4 separate regions of the Homo sapiens genome follow, and all the other regions are linked to region 1. The links are chromatin contacts, found by Hi-C or POLR2A ChIA-PET in ENCODE. All regions are on one chromosome and are shown on one strand. Each heading gives the region's core, a stretch centred on a gene start or an enhancer-like site at or near the end of the contact. The rest is flanking DNA. Distances are from core to core; before and after follow the strand shown. Region 1 holds the start of JMY (junction mediating and regulatory protein, p53 cofactor). Region 2 holds the start of ATG10 (autophagy related 10). Region 3 holds the start of SSBP2 (single stranded DNA binding protein 2). Region 4 holds the start of CKMT2-AS1 (CKMT2 antisense RNA 1).

What was found. Hi-C counts contacts between places; a loop is a spot of excess contacts on that map. ChIA-PET counts read pairs that join two places held with the same protein, here RNA polymerase II (POLR2A). Pooled maps may share reads with other maps.
Region 2: a map of CD8-positive, alpha-beta T cell shows a loop between it and region 1 (13-fold over the local background). The contact joins the promoter of ATG10 here to the promoter of JMY in region 1. A Hi-C loop is called at or near these places in 2 of 168 maps with a recorded cell type or tissue (CD8-positive, alpha-beta T cell and naive thymus-derived CD4-positive, alpha-beta T cell), 1 of 37 single-sample maps with no recorded cell type and 11 of 50 pooled maps.
Region 3: a loop to region 1 is called in a map of CD8-positive, alpha-beta T cell, with 12 times the contacts of the local background. The contact joins the promoter of SSBP2 here to the promoter of JMY in region 1. A Hi-C loop is called at or near these places in 3 of 168 maps with a recorded cell type or tissue (CD8-positive, alpha-beta T cell, endothelial cell of umbilical vein and naive thymus-derived CD4-positive, alpha-beta T cell), 1 of 37 single-sample maps with no recorded cell type and 10 of 50 pooled maps.
Region 4: a map of naive thymus-derived CD4-positive, alpha-beta T cell shows a loop between it and region 1 (29-fold over the local background). The contact joins the promoter of CKMT2-AS1 here to the promoter of JMY in region 1. A Hi-C loop is called at or near these places in 2 of 168 maps with a recorded cell type or tissue (both naive thymus-derived CD4-positive, alpha-beta T cell) and 10 of 50 pooled maps. POLR2A ChIA-PET finds 5 or more read pairs at or near these places in 1 of 52 experiments (activated T-cell).

What each region holds. Positions count from the first base shown.
Region 1 is chr5:79,234,477-79,238,197 of GRCh38, forward strand. JMY (junction mediating and regulatory protein, p53 cofactor) reads left to right here and starts at 1,655. Exons shown (of 11, transcript NM_152405.5): 1 at 1,655-3,206. The coding sequence starts at 2,175. LOC124901011 (a long non-coding RNA gene) reads right to left here and starts at 1,547. Exons shown (of 2, transcript XR_007058836.1): 1 at 1,335-1,547. RefSeq lists silencers at 1,557-1,606, 1,647-1,696, 1,727-2,166, 2,337-2,606, 2,890-3,184 and enhancers at 2,109-2,745, 2,797-3,216.
Region 2 is chr5:81,970,324-81,974,044 of GRCh38, forward strand. ATG10 (autophagy related 10) reads left to right here and starts at 1,700. Exons shown (of 8, transcript NM_031482.5): 1 at 1,700-1,983. RefSeq lists enhancers at 1,233-1,790, 1,791-2,346 and silencers at 1,361-1,690, 1,861-2,100.
Region 3 is chr5:81,749,317-81,753,037 of GRCh38, forward strand. SSBP2 (single stranded DNA binding protein 2) reads right to left here and starts at 1,781. Exons shown (of 17, transcript NM_001256732.3): 1 at 1,665-1,781. The coding sequence starts at 1,726. RefSeq lists silencers at 643-802, 1,023-1,072, 1,513-1,562, 1,733-2,062, 2,333-2,682.
Region 4 is chr5:81,299,504-81,303,224 of GRCh38, forward strand. It overlaps CKMT2-AS1 (CKMT2 antisense RNA 1), which reads right to left and starts at 2,066. Exons shown (of 2, transcript NR_034123.1): 1 at 1,784-2,066. ZCCHC9 (zinc finger CCHC-type containing 9) reads left to right here and starts at 2,084. Exons shown (of 6, transcript NM_001131035.2): 1 at 2,084-2,195. RefSeq lists enhancers at 1,813-2,602, 2,166-2,265, 2,416-2,595, 2,603-3,392.

The DNA of each region.
Region 1 (3,721 bases), core at 405-2,904:
ACTCCTGACCTCAAGTGATCTGCCCACCTCAGCCTCCCAAAGTGCTGGGATTACAGGCGTCAGCCACCATGCCCAGCCCCGTAATTCAGATTTGAAATGGGTTTTCTCTCTTTTTTGCCTTTCAGAACGTGTCTCTGACTTGCATTTGAGATTTGACACAAACTCAGTTACAAACTTTGAAAATTTGTGGTTTCAAATAATGAACTGTACAAAATGTTAAAAACCAGCTGGGCTCAGTGGCTCACGACTGTAATCCCAGCACTTTGAGAGGCCAAGGCGGTCGGATCACCTGAGGCCAGAAGTTCGAGACCAGCTTGGCCAACATGAAGAAACCCCGTCTCTAATAAAAATACAAAAATTAGTCGGGCTTGGTGGTGTGTGCCTGTAATCCCAGCTACTTGGGAGGCTGAGGCAGGAGAATCGCTTGAACCCGGGAGGCAGAGGCTGCAGTAAGCTGACATCGTGCCACTGTGCTCCAGCCTGGGCCACAGAGTGAGACTCTGTCTCAAAAAAAAAATTTTTTTTGGCTGTTTATTCAAATATCAGGACAATACTGAACCAAGTGTTGAAGCTTAGAGTTTAAGATGGACAATACTGAACTAAGTTTGAAGCTTAGCTAGTTCAGTACTGTTCTGTCATCTGAATAAACAGCTGTTTTTACTGAACCTAACAATACAAGGCTAATCCAAACGGTTTTGTATATACTTTAGAAATGTGAATAAATGTAAAAGAACTAATTTCCATTGTGCTTTACTATGGTGCACAACATCTGTGACTTGAATACTAATCGGAAAAAGAATGCCAATAATTATTATAAAGTCTACTAATTTTAAGAATGTGTTTCATCATAGTTTAGTAAGAATAGCAGAGATTGATATGACTGTTTTTGTATATGCATTCTGGGAACTCCCATAATTGAATACAACTTCAAAAGGGCTAAAGCCCAGTGACCTCAAAACGAGGTTCACAGAACAGTACATAATGATGAAACCTGAAGCAATAAAACACCAATGAACTGAAATGTAAACATTCATGCTGTTAGGACATGGCATTTTCATTTTTCATTTTGTTTTGGACTGTTACTGGGCTTTCCTCAGACACCTTCCTTTCATATATTAAACTCTGTCTTTCCAGAAAAGCTTCTGGAATTGTTTTTGTTTTTTGTTTTGGTCTCAAGGGCATTAGGGGAGAACCTAACAGGCTGGGGGCGAGCCCCACATAGTTCAGCACACCGTTCCCCGCGGCAACACGCTACTTCTGAACGCAGGAGCGACTCTCCGTCCGGGCTCCCTCCAGGAGAATGGAGGCAAATGTACATTCGAGGGTCTCAATACCTGGAATTCGAAACGTCTCAGTTCCTCCGCCTTAGTTCCTCTTTTCCCGGGTTCGGAGGCCACCTGTGCAGCAGGGCACACCTGCCACTCTCATCGCCCTCGGAGCCGGCAACCAGCCGACAGCCGGCTCCAGCCCCGGGGAACTGGAGGCTGCGCGGAAGGAAGGAGAGTCGGGAGCGCGGCCGCTCGCGGGCTGGCTCAGGGGACGCCGAGAGGAGGCGCCGGCGCGCGCGGGCGGGGTGCGCGCGCCGCCGCCGCCGCGTCACCAGCGTGCGGCACGTGCCCATGTTTACGTCCCTCGTGGAGCCGCCGACGTCAGCAGTCGAATGGCAACATTGTGGCGATGCTGAGGCGCAGAGTTTAGGAGACGGGTTCATCAGTCAGGCCGGCTCCGGGCTTTCTGCAGCAGCACCAGGGGCGGGGGCGGGGATCTTGACCTGGGCGAGCGACCGGGACGCATACAGCGCCGGCCTGACCCCGCGGGACCCGCGCCTCACCACCGGAGCGCCGCAGACGCAGCTCCACGGCCTCGCGCGGGGGGCGGCGGGCGGCCGCGAGGCGCTGCGGCAGCGCGGAGCTTGTAAACAGATCCGGCCGCAGGTGACCATGTGAACTACCTGCTCCCGGGACGCTTATTGTCCTTCTCTCGATCCGCGCCACAAAGGAGCTCGGCGGTCGGGGCGCGGAGGGACAGGCGAACGAGCCGGGAGAGCCGGCCGGCGCACTAAGATGGCTGAAGGCGCCCGGCGAGGGTGAGCGGGGGGCGCGGCGCAGCCAGCGGGGAGTCCTCGGGCGGGCCGGGCCGGCGGCCCTTCCCCGCGGCGAGAAGCCGGAGCCACCATGTCGTTCGCGCTGGAGGAGACGCTCGAGTCGGACTGGGTGGCTGTGCGGCCCCATGTGTTCGACGAGCGCGAGAAACACAAATTCGTCTTTATTGTGGCCTGGAACGAGATTGAGGGCAAGTTTGCCATAACCTGCCACAACCGGACGGCCCAGAGGCAGAGGAGCGGCTCCCGGGAGCAAGCGGGGGCGCGAGGGGGCGCCGAGGCCGGCGGAGCTGCGTCCGACGGGAGCCGCGGGCCCGGCAGCCCGGCGGGCAGGGGTCGGCCCGAGGCCACTGCCTCTGCAACTCTGGTTAGGAGCCCCGGGCCCCGGCGGAGCTCGGCCTGGGCGGAGGGCGGCTCTCCTCGGAGCACTCGCAGCCTTCTGGGGGACCCGCGGCTGCGGAGTCCTGGCAGCAAAGGGGCGGAGAGTCGTCTTAGGAGCCCAGTGCGGGCCAAACCCATCCCGGGTCAGAAAACATCTGAAGCCGACGATGCGGCGGGGGCAGCCGCTGCAGCAGCCCGGCCGGCGCCCAGAGAGGCCCAGGTGTCCTCTGTACGGATAGTGAGCGCCTCTGGGACGGTCTCCGAGGAGATAGAGGTGCTGGAAATGGTGAAGGAGGACGAGGCACCTCTGGCGCTCTCGGACGCGGAGCAGCCGCCGCCCGCCACCGAGCTGGAGTCTCCGGCCGAAGAGTGCAGCTGGGCCGGACTGTTTTCTTTCCAGGACCTGCGCGCCGTGCACCAGCAGCTGTGCTCGGTGAACTCGCAGTTGGAGCCGTGCCTGCCGGTGTTCCCCGAGGAACCTTCGGGCATGTGGACTGTGCTGTTTGGGGGCGCCCCCGAGATGACCGAGCAGGAAATCGACACTCTGTGTTACCAGCTCCAGGTCTACCTGGGCCACGGCCTGGACACCTGCGGCTGGAAGATCCTCTCCCAGGTGCTCTTCACCGAGACCGATGATCCCGAGGAGTATTACGAAAGCCTCAGCGAGCTGCGGCAGAAGGGCTACGAAGAAGTGCTTCAGCGGGCCAGGAAGCGCATCCAGGAGGTGAGTGAGTGAGCTCCTAGTCTGGGCTCTACTGGTCGCTTTTGGTTTACTGGCCAAACCAAAGGCTGGAGCCTCGGTGTCGGGTGTGCGCAGTAGGACGGTTGTTTTTCTGGACAAGCGGAAACCAAGAGGGGTTCCTGATCTACCTTGCCCTTCATCCCTCTCGGTGGCTGCTTAATTGACTCTCTGAAGGACCTTCGTCTTTATTTCCTCCCCCATTTATCAAAAGTAGTAAGTGCGCTCTGTGTACTACTCAGTACTGGTAATGCGCAATTAAAGCCACTAAGAAAAGTGTTCTGTAAGCATGGGCTACCTGAGCATTTTTCTACCCCTAAAGCTCTTCCAGCAATAACTGCCCAGATGTCAACTCTTCTTTGTCCTTGTCACCTTTATTTAAAATAGTTTGTCTTACGGAGCAAAGTTGATCTGTTTTGATTCTTCTTTGTGCAGTGTGGCAACCTACGCAAATTTTAAATTCATTTTTAAACGAGTGACCTAAGTGAAAAAGCACCTAG
Region 2 (3,721 bases), core at 450-2,949, 2.7 Mb after region 1:
TGTCCTTTGTGAGTAGATTTTTCGGTGAACCTCAGCGATCAGAGAGGAGAGCTACAGGAGCCCTGCTTGAACCTTGAAATGCTATGATGACAGACCGTAGCCTTAAAGCAGTTTATAGTGTTGTAGGGTAAACACATAAACAGGCCAATATCATTCTTTGCCATGAGGGATATGATGAGAGGAAGTACATGGAGGTTAACTGAGTTATTTCTTTTAGTTTCTTTGTTTTTGGCATGTGAATTATGAAACTTTAAAACACCTCCAGTGCAAAAAAAATTTTTTTTAAATTAACATGGTGGTTGGTGCACTGTGTTTCTAAAATATGGAGTACAATGTAAAGCAATGCATTCTTTTTTTAAAAATTTATTGTTATTTTGAAAAATTTTTGTAGAGATGAGGTCTCACTGCCTTGCCCATAGCTGGTCTTGAACTCCTGGGCTAAAGCGATCCTCCTACCTCGGGCTCCCAAAGTGCTGGGATTACAGGCGTGAGCCACTGCGCCCAGCCGCATTCTTGTTTTCATCTGTGAAATACGTTTTTAAGGTAAATACTTAAAGTTGATGGAGACACCTGGTCTACTTAAGCTCTCATTCAGAACACACTGCCTTGTGCTTTTAAAAAAATTAAATGGATAATCTAAATTGGCAGCTACCAATTAATTTATATCCATAGTTGCTAAAAAATGTTAGTGTAAGTTCATTTTTATTAGTCGCATCATTTTGAGTTTTAAACTATTTCACATGCAGTAAAATTTATACCTCTTATGGGTTTTGTCAAACAGTGGTTTAGTCACCAACACAATCACGGTATAGAAGCTCTCAAGCTCCTTTTCAGTCACCCCCTTCCTCCAGCCCTTTGCCCTGGTCGCCACTGATCAGTATTCTCTCCTTTTAAAAACACTTATTATTTGGAAATAATTATAGACACAGGAAATTGCAAAAATACTACAGCACCTAGAGTCCCGTGTACCTATCACCTAGTTTCCTCCAATGGTGACATCTTACACAACTGTAGTACAAGATCAAAAAACTATGTCATGTAGTTTGAAGGCAGGTTTTCCTTTCACTTCTTCGCCTGCATTTTCTCCTTTCATTTCCAACAAATTTAACTCTGTTGTTAGAAGGAGCAGATGCTAGTTTTCTTTCAGATGTCTGCTATTTCAGTTCGATTACCCCTGTTACTCCTACATTTTTTCTAGTCTTTATCCCCATCGTTTCGCCCCAATTTAATTTTGCTGCTAGTTTTTTTTTTTTCTCCTCTGGGATATGTGCCACAGATGGTACTATTGTCAATATTCGAATTCCTAACTTCTCCCTCCATCCGTAAGTTTTCAAGGGGTAGCCGTGCTTGTGCTTAATTGTGGTGTTTACAGGACTTTTTGTAGCGTAAGCATGCTGGCATGGTTCCCCAACCTCTTAGGGGGATGCTAGTAACCCGCTCCCCCGTCAACGAGCCGCCTTTGTGCTCCGCGGAGGGCACCGCCTGCGTTGGGTTGGAGGTGGGGGTTGGCGGGGGAGAGCTGCCCGCCAGGCGAGGGGCGGGGCCTTGGCGGGGGTGGTCGCGGGCGGCGGGGAGGTCTCGCTTCCCTCCTCTCCACCCGCTCCCAGTCCCGGCCTGGGTCTCAGCCCCGCCCTGCCCAGAGCGCGCGGCCGATCACGTCACCGGCCTGCGCTAGGCGGCCCCCACGGCGCGGGAAGGCGCAGTGCGCACGCTCCGACTCGGCCGTGGCGGACCTGACTGAAGGAGGCCGCGGACCTGACTGAAGGAGGCCACGGCCACTTCTGGTTGGCCTCGGGGCGCGCTGGCTCGGCTCTTCCTCCGCCCTCGAGGCCCCCGCAGTCCCATCATTCAGTTCCGTAGGGTCACCGGCGCGGCAGTGGCCTCGCAGGGCGCTGGGTCCCTCTCCCCAGCTCTCCTCCCCCTGGCCCCGTCGCCCCGCCCTCGCCGGGCTGGGCTGCGGGGTCAGGGGCCGAGCGGAGAGGGGTGAGTATTCCCCACAGCCCTTGCCGGTTGTCTCCTCCCGGCTCTGCTTCCCACACGGTCCTTGCCCCACTCCTAGGACAGGGAGGAAGGGCACGCGCGGGTAGGCGGGAAACAGCCCAGTCCTGAACAAAAGGCCGGGGAAGCGGGTCCCCGCCGGTAACTGCAGGCCTGTGCTGGCCGCCGCGAGCGGGGAAGGGCGAGGACACTCCCTCCTCGGGGACCCGGTCCCCGTCGCGCACACGGTGTCACCAGCACACCTGGCCCAGTACCCAAAGCACCCTCGAAGTGGGTAGTAACTACTTTGTGTTTAAAATCCACATACTGATAGCAAATCTTTGGTTGAAACAGTATTAAATTACTGGGGCTTCCAGTGGCTGAGTCCAACTTAATTTGAAGTTTCAGATTAAGTATCAGGAGGAATAACTTGATATTTAGAGCCAACAGGTCTTTCTTTTTTTTTTAAACCTCCCAAAAAACCTATAAAATCAAGAATTGGCGGGGAGGACCGGAGAATGATAAAGGAATAGTTGACTGATTTATAGAAACTTTTAGTGGCGGTAAAAATTACAAAAGTATTGGAAATAAGGCAAAAGGACAGCATGTTTTTTTCAGAGTCAAAATGGAGCCTAACAGGCCCACCTGAAGATGATTTAGATGTCTAGGGGACTATATTTTGTTTGGCATGATGATATTGATTAGGGCCTAGGCTTTGTAGTTAACATCTTTTTCATTAATGGAGATGCAAATTATTTCTGAGTGGGAGAGAAAAAAATACAGTACTCCTAAAGGTTGTAGTTTTAGTGCCTTGTAGGATATTAGCCATTTTTCTTTTCTTTTTTTTGAGACAGAGTCTTGCTCTGTCGCCCAGGCTGGAGTGCAGTGGCACGATCTCGGCTCACTGCAACCTCTGCCTCTCGGGTTAAAGCAATTCTCCTGCCTCAGCCTCCCGAGTTGCTGGGACTACAGGTGCCCGCCACCACGCTCAGCTAATTTTTGTAAGTTTAGTAGAGACGGGGTTTCACCATATTGGCCAGGCTGGTCCGGAACTCCTGATTTTGTGATCCGCCTGCCTCGGCCTCCCAAAGTACTGGGATCACAGGCGTCAGCCACCGCGCCCGGCCAATATTAACCATTTTTCTGTCTAACCTATCAAACTTACCATCCTTTCTTCAGTGTTTATGCTCAGTTCCTGAAATGCTTTTGAGCACACTAAGCCATTCAGCTTGTTCCATTGTGAGTTTAATAAATCTTTGTCACAGGTTCATTTTGAGTCATATTTATAACTTTTGTTATTGGACAATGGTCTCTATTCTTTAGTGGCAAAAACAAGTTTATGCTTCTCAGGATGGAAGGACATAGGCCCTGTGTGGTACTCAAATACATCTTAGGACTCCAAGTAGAATCCTTTCTCATTGCTTCAGAAAGGTTAAACAGTGACCAGAGGAAATGTTACAGAACTTTGACCAAAAAATAAATCCTGAGTATTGAGAAATTAAAATTAAAGTCTTGCAAATTGCAGAGTTTAAAAATTGTTATTGATATTTTAAATTGAAGAAATTAGTGGAAATAGTAGTTCTAAATTGCATACATTTGAATGTGGAGTGTTAAAAGATTATTTCCCTTGTCTCCTGTTTTATTTAGGATAAGGTTAACTGAGATTTTGGTACATGGTGGGCCATTCAAGTTATGTATAATGTTTTGTGACAAACTACATGTCGACAGTAGTTCCTGATGCCTA
Region 3 (3,721 bases), core at 531-3,030, 2.5 Mb after region 1:
TGTTTTGCTTTGCTACATCAAGGCCTGATACCTCTAAATCCTATGGGAATTGAGTGTGTTGCTGCCAACACAAAGATTAGGAAATGTTCCCATCCCTAGGGCACACAAAACTTTCAGGGGGAGACTAACTGCCTAAACCAAGGAGGGAAACTCAGTCGCCTGCGCATTCGGTTTTTATTTACGCAGCTATTTCTGTGCGCAAGGTAACCAAAGTACCTTTGAGAGATGCTCTCAGACTTTTTCTCTGGTCTGAACCCCCTCAGAAAGACAGGGTGCGTTCAACGACAAGGATAACTCTGACCCTCAGAGTTTAAGTGGTTACTGGGAATCACTGATCTGTTGCACAGTTTAAAAAAAAAAGGGGGGGGTTCTTCCTCAGTGATCACAGTCACTATTCGTTCTCATTTTTAGTAACAACCAAATCACCGTTACAAGTACACAAGAATAGCAGCAAACCGCTTTGCTTTGCAGTGTGCCGTGACAGTGGCATCCCGGGCCGGGAGGGGCTCTGTTCTCGCCAGCCGCCTCTTGGGCTCCCACCGAAGTTAACACCTGTATCTCCCCACAACTGTAACCAAGCGGCTCCTTCCCACCTGAACGCTTCTCCCCTCCCACAAACCCCTTTTCGGACCACTGGCCCTCCCCGCCACAGCTGCCCTCCTCGGGCGCCCCCGGCGGCTCCCACAACTCCCCTCCGCGCGCCCCCGACCACCGCCCCGCCGGGCCCGCCCCTCCCGCCGCTCGGGGGCTGCCAGCCTCACAAAAAGTTCGCCAGCCGCCGCCGCGGAGTTGGGTCCGCTGCGAGAGGCAGAAACGCCAGCCTCCTCCAGCGGATCCCGCTCCTCGCCAACACACTTTAGCTCCCCGGGAACTCGGTCCCTCTCCGACTCCCAAACTTCGGCGGCGTCTCCGGCGCCCACCCGCCCCCGCCCCCGCCCCAGCCCCAGCCCCAGCCCCGCGATGCGCGGGGGACTGCGGGCGCCGCGTCCGTAGCTGGCCCAGGAAAGCCCGGACGCCCAACCCGCACACGCCCTCCGCGCCCCGCGCGCGTCTCCGCGCCCCGCGGGGCCCCGCTCGGCCGCTCCACGCCCGGCTTCCGCCCGCCGCGCGCCCGGCACCGCCGCCCTCGCCTCGCCTCGCCCCGCGCTCGCGGCCCTAAGCCCCAGCGCCCAGGCCCCCGCCGCCGCGCTCCCCGCGCTGCCCGCCCCGACCCCGGCCCCGACCCCGGCCGGCCCGCCAAACACCCACATTCCCACTGCGCGCCTTCCTCCACGCAGCTGCCCCTCCCGCCACCCCCGGCGGCTCCCCAGGTCCCCGGAGCCCCGGACCCCAGCTCTAAAGTTACTTTGGAAGGTGAACCCGCGGGTTATTTCCCTCAATCACCCAAACAAGTTTCCATCCTCGCCACCAGCACCACCGCCGCCCCTCAACACACCCGGTCCCTCCCGCCGACAGCCCCCTGCGGCCGCCCGCCCAGCGCCCGCACCTCCCGGGAAAGCGCAGCTCCCCGCACCACACGCCCCCATCGCGGCACCCCTCCCCCTGCCAGCCCACCCCCGGCGCTCCCCGGGCGGAGAGTGTCTGTGTCTCCCAGAGTGTGCGAGTGCGTGCGTGAGTGTGCGCGCGTGTGAAGGCGGAGGTGGGTGAGAAGCGGAGACACTTACTTCTCCCGGGCCTGGCTGTCGGACGGGACGGCGCTGCTGTTACTCTTGCCTTTGCCGTACATGCTTGTGCCGAGAGCAGCTCCCACTGTCACGCACCTGTCAACCCATCACAGCCTCCCCGGGAACAGCCCCGTCCCCATGGCGACCCACGCAGCCACCCCCACTATTGGCCGCCCCACGCCAAAGCTCCGCCCCCTTCGCCCAGGCAACGCGCGAGACTGACAGGCCTCCCCCTCCCTCTGGCCTTCCGAAGCGCGCGGTGGCGGCTAAGCCTCAGCGGCAGTCTCCTCCCTCCTTCCCTCCCTCCCCGACTCCCTCCCTCCCGCCTTCCCTCTCCGCTCTCCTCCCTCCACCCGCTCTCCTTCCCCCTCCCCCCTCCGAACCCGGGCGCAAGGGGGGAATTAGAAACTGCTCTAGAAGGATTTTAAACAACTGGCTGTTCTCTCCGCCGCCACCCCTCCCCCCGCGCCGCCCGCGCTCAGCTCCTCACTGGAGAGAAGGCGCCGGGAGGAGGAGAAACTGCGGCCTGGAGTCTCCGGCCGGAGCCGGCGGAGCTGGAGCCGTGGCGGCCCCAGACTTCGGGGCGCCCGCCGAGTCCACGACAGAGCCACGGCCTCAGCCGCCCTGGGGCCCCCACCAGCCCCTCTCCCGCTCCTCTCCTATGCGTGACCCCGCGCCGGTACCCACGATTGATTTTTGCGGTCCTCAGCCCTACTCCCTGGGGTGTCGCCCCCGCCCTGTTCCCAGAGGGCCGGCTGGCGAGGGACACCCGCGCGGTTCCCTCGACCTTCTGGCTGAGCGACCGACAGCGACTCGCCTTCTCTCCTGGGGAAAGGCTGCACCTCCGGCCCTCGGCGCCGCTGCGGTGGCGGCGCCCGGGGCCGCGCCCTGCGCCCCAGGGGAGCACCCGGCCTGGGGTCGGCCTCCTCTGTAAGAGGTGAGCGGACCTCCCGAGGAGGCCCGGTGACTCCTGCGGCCGCAGCGGCCCCTGCCCCAACCCCTTCTTGCACGGAGCCCCGCGGCGCCCTGGACACCCCGCCAGATCTGCCGCAGAAGAGGGCCCCAGGCTTCCCCACCCGGCCTGGTTTAACAGTTTGGGTCAGTGATGCCTATTCATCCTGACCCCTGGAGTGGAAAAGGCCAGAAAAGGTCTTGAAAGACTTCCCTGTCCTTGCCCGTTAGAATAGGCCCCAGCGCGCTCCAAGGTGTACAAAGCTGTGCCAGGGCTGAAAGGCTGCCCGAGAATGTTTCTGTATCCAAATCCCTAATCCCATTTCAGTAAACGCGCAAAAGTTTCAGAAACACACACAATCTGGTTCCCAGTAGAACTCTGCATCATTTATCTTATTGAAGTCCTTGACTGTAAAATCAGACGGGTGCAAATGGGGTTAGAAAGAAGATGGGCTTCACACGGGGAAGAAGGGGACAGATGGGGTGGGACAGGGCGACATCTGGAAAGGATGAATAGACAAGAAGTAGCTATGGGAGGAGAGGGAAATCGGATTCGCGTGGAGGAAGGTACCGTTCTATTCCACACACACACAGCTTTAAGCATTTAGTAGGAGGATCATAAAATGCATATGGAGATATACAGATAGATGGAAAGGAAAGAAATGGGTGTGAGCATTGACAGAAGTGATAGGAATAAAACATCAACAGATGATTAAGGAAGGGCAGTTAGCAAAAGTGAGAGGTCGAGAATCAAAAACGCGGTTGGCAACCAGACATAAAGACGGGAAAATGAAGAGGAAGGACTTTCTATACTGGTGTTAATGACAAGGAAAAAAACATGAGGAAAGTGAGGTATAAAAAGATGAGAAGACTAGAAGATACAGGATTAAATGAAGAAGCCATAGAGTGTGATAGCAAAAGATTAAAAGTAATAGAGGACAGACATTATCGTTAAAAAAAAGATATAAGAAAAAAAGCACTTTTATTAAAAGGACAAAAATTAAGCCAATAAAGGAAATGAGGGGGGAAAAGTGGGGGAAAAAAATACACTGGCTTAAGTAGATTAATTTCCAAGAGATGTAATTTGCCATTTCTGACTTAAGAAT
Region 4 (3,721 bases), core at 816-3,315, 2.1 Mb after region 1:
AAAGTTAGCTATTAGTAGCAATAGTTTCCTCCGAATTCCAAAGGACTTATTCTACGCCCTATTTGCTCAACTACTAATCTTTATTGGACATACCGCTACAAAAAGAAATCGGTATGTTCCTTTGCTTCCAAGAATGAACGACCTACAGTTTAAAATGCAATATACCACTAAAAAGAAAAGTTTTAGTTAAATGCGCCCTCTAGTGGTATGTTATGTGTAAGTACCTTGCATCTACCAAAGATAAAACCTCTTCATGAAATGTCACTACCCTGAAACCAGCTGGTTGAGATCATTACAGTATGGGCAGCACTACCACACATCTTTTAGGAAGTTCCCTATCTTCAAGAGCTGGAAGTTGCTGTTGTTTGTTTGTTGTCTTTTAAAACTTTCTCCACCATATGAACTACGGTATTTGTGATATGTACCATACCAAATCTCAACATTCCTACAAGCACTGACTTTAAAATCCCTTCTCTTAAAGAAAACTGGGCCACTTTCTAGTTTGCTTTAAACAAACATCGCAAAGTACTTATTCTTCATTTACTTAACAAATACGAGGGCCAGGCGCGGTGGCTCACGCCTGTAATCCCAGCACTTTGGAGGGAAGAGGTGGGCGGATCGCCTAACTCAGGAGTTTGAGACCAACCTGGCCAACATGGCGATATCCCATCACTACTAAAAATACAAAATCTAGCCGGGCGCGGTGGCGGGCGCCTGTAATCTCAGCTACTTGGGCGGCTGAGGCAGAAGAATCGCTTGAACCCGGGACGCAGAGGTTGCAGTGAGCCGAGATCGCGCCATTGCACTCCAGCCTGGGCGACAAGAGCCAAACTCCTTCTCAAAAAACAAAACAAAACAAAACAAAAAAACAAATACGCAGTGAGCACCAAGGATGTACCAGGCAATGAGGATACAATAAACTTACACAATTATTGTGTAATTACAAATGTGAACCGTGTCATAAGAAAGTATAGACTGCCGTGAGCACACAGTAGGGGATTGGTCTAGTATGGGGGTAGGGGGCTGGAAGGCTTTCTTGAGAATAAAATACTTAAAGCCTTGAAGGGTGAGTAGAAAGTAACTGGAAGAAGAAAAGGAGTACCATACAAAGAGACTAGCAAATGTAAAGGCCTGGAGATGGCAAGGTACACACGGCATTTGAGAAATTGAAAAAATGATCCTATGCACGGAGCTCAAAGGAGAGACTGAGCAAGGTGAGGCTAGGGAAGTAGGCAGGGACTTCATAAGGAGTTCGAATTTCATCCTAAAACAATGGGAAGCGAAGGGAGAGTTTAAAGCAGTACAGCAGTACTGCTTTAAATGTAATGATTTACATTTTCAAAAGTTCCGTTCCTACGACACGGAAAATGGATTTCAGGGAGTTGGGGCAGAATGAATCCCCAGACCAGTTGTAGAACTACAGGTACAATATGGGACAAGGGAGGAGGTGCCAACAGAGATAAAAAGAAGTGGACAAATATTCAAAAGGTTAAATGGATTGAGCAAACTGTTGAGAGTAGTGGTCCTGGTAAATTGCATTTTTTCACTAGGCACAGCTGGTGGTGGTATCCATTTGCAAGAAGCTACAGAAAATGAGCCGTTTGGAAATCCAGGGTTTTCCTCTTAAAAAGAGAACTTGTTTGGCTACAAAGTGTTAACATTTTAATTGAATGCTCAACGAGCACTGAAGGGGGGACATGAGGCACTGCCTCTCACCCAAGAGAGCCCCCAAATGTCCTTTTCAGACTTTTATCACAGTGACCCACTCCCACCGCGCCTTTACCTTGCCTCTGCCTGGAATGTCCTTAACTCCCTCTTGCCGGCAATTTCACCAGATTTTTGATTTCTTATCCAGTCTCACGGGAAGCCTTTCCGGCATCTCCCACCCTACCGATCTTCCCGTCTATCTCGCCTGCTACACTGTGAGTTCAGACAGCACGGATTGAACTCTTCATCTTTTCGTGTCGGCGTCCTGCACAGGGCCATCCCATCACTAAGCGCGCCACAAACTCAGCCCAGTATTGACGCCCACGAGTCGCTTGTAAAGACCGTCTGTGACGCCGGAAGTGACGCGCTCTCGGGCACTATGTGCTTCCGGTCTCCAATACCGCAGGAGGGCGGTCTTCCCCGGCTCGCCAACTCGGCTGCTCTGGGGGATTCGTGCGCGGTAAGAAGCTGCGCGGTAGCGCGGTGAGGTGAGGTTCTCAGCCACCAAAGCTGCAGGGTCTCGTCGTTCGTTCCCTCTGGCCTGGCGGAACTTGCGTGGGAAGCTGGGAGGACAGAAGGCTTAGCCGCTGGGTCCCTGAGCTGGCTGGAGCGCGGGCTGTCTAGGGGCGGCGACCTCAGCTGTTGGGCTCCGGCTGCTGGGGGCTGTGCGTCCAGCCGCCCTGGAATCCGCCTGTGGGTGGGCCGCTTGGCTCTCCCACTTCACCCTCTTGATAACCCAGAGCCTCCCCCTTCCCACGTACGTAGGGGAAGGATAATCTACTTCCTTTTGAACAGCTTCGGTCCCCACTATGACAGTCGCATAAACTTCAGCGAAGAGTGCGCTGGTAAAGTGGCATGGAGTTTCTCACACCAATTCATTGGGTCCACCCTTCAGCTTCTGTGGAAGGGGTCTTTCTGTTACTAGGAGCTGAGACTTGGGGGGTTGCCAGGGATGCTGGTCTTAAAAGGTGATAATTTAGGCCGGGCGCGGTGGCTCACGCCTGTAATCCCAGCACTTTGGGAGGTCGAGGCGGGCAGATCTCCTGAGCTCAGGAGTTCGAGACCACCCTGGGCAACATGGTGAAACCCCTTCTCTACTAAAATACAAAAAATTAGCTGGGCGTGGTGGCACGCGCCTGTAATCCCAGCTATTCGGGAGGCTGAGGCCCGAGAATCGCTTGAGCCCTGGCGGCAGAGGTTGCAGTGAGCCAAGATCGCCCACTGCACTCCAGGTTGGGCTACAGAGTGAGACTCCGTCTCAACAACGACCACAACAACAACAAAAAAGGTGGTGGCTTAATACAGCCATGCTCCCCTTAAGAACTGGTATAGTTATGAGAAATGGTTGGGCCGTTTCGTGGTTGTGTGAACATCATAGTGTACTTGCACAAACCTACACAGCTGGGCCGTATGGGATAGCCTGTTACTCCTAGTCTACAGACCTGTACAGTATAACTACTAAATACTGTAGGCAGTTGTAAAAGGATGGTGTGTATCTAAACACAGAAAAGATACTGTAAAAATATAGTGTAAAAGAAAACATGGTACAGCTGAATAGGGCACTTACGCATGGAGCTTGCAGGGCTGTCGGTAGCTATTAAGTGAGTCAGTGAGTGGTATGTGAGTGTGAAGGCCTACGATATTATTTAGGGTATTACTGTACACTACTGTAGACTTTATAAATGCGGTATGCTTAGTCTAAGTTTATTAAAAATAAGGTAATAACCTTAGCTTACTGTGCTTTTTTAACTTTATAAACTTTTAAATTAATTTTAACTCCTTGACCTTTTTTTTTTTTTTTTGAGACGGAGTTTATTCTCTCTGTCTCTCATTTTTGAGACAGAGTTTTGCTCTTGTCACCCAGGCTGGAGTGCAGTGGCGCAATCTCAGCTCACTGCAACGTCCACCTCTTGAGTTCAAGCGATTCTCCTGCCTCAGCTTCCCAGGTGGTGCGCGCCTGTAGCTGGGACTACAAGAGTGCGCCACCACGCCCAGCTAATTTTTGTATTTTTAG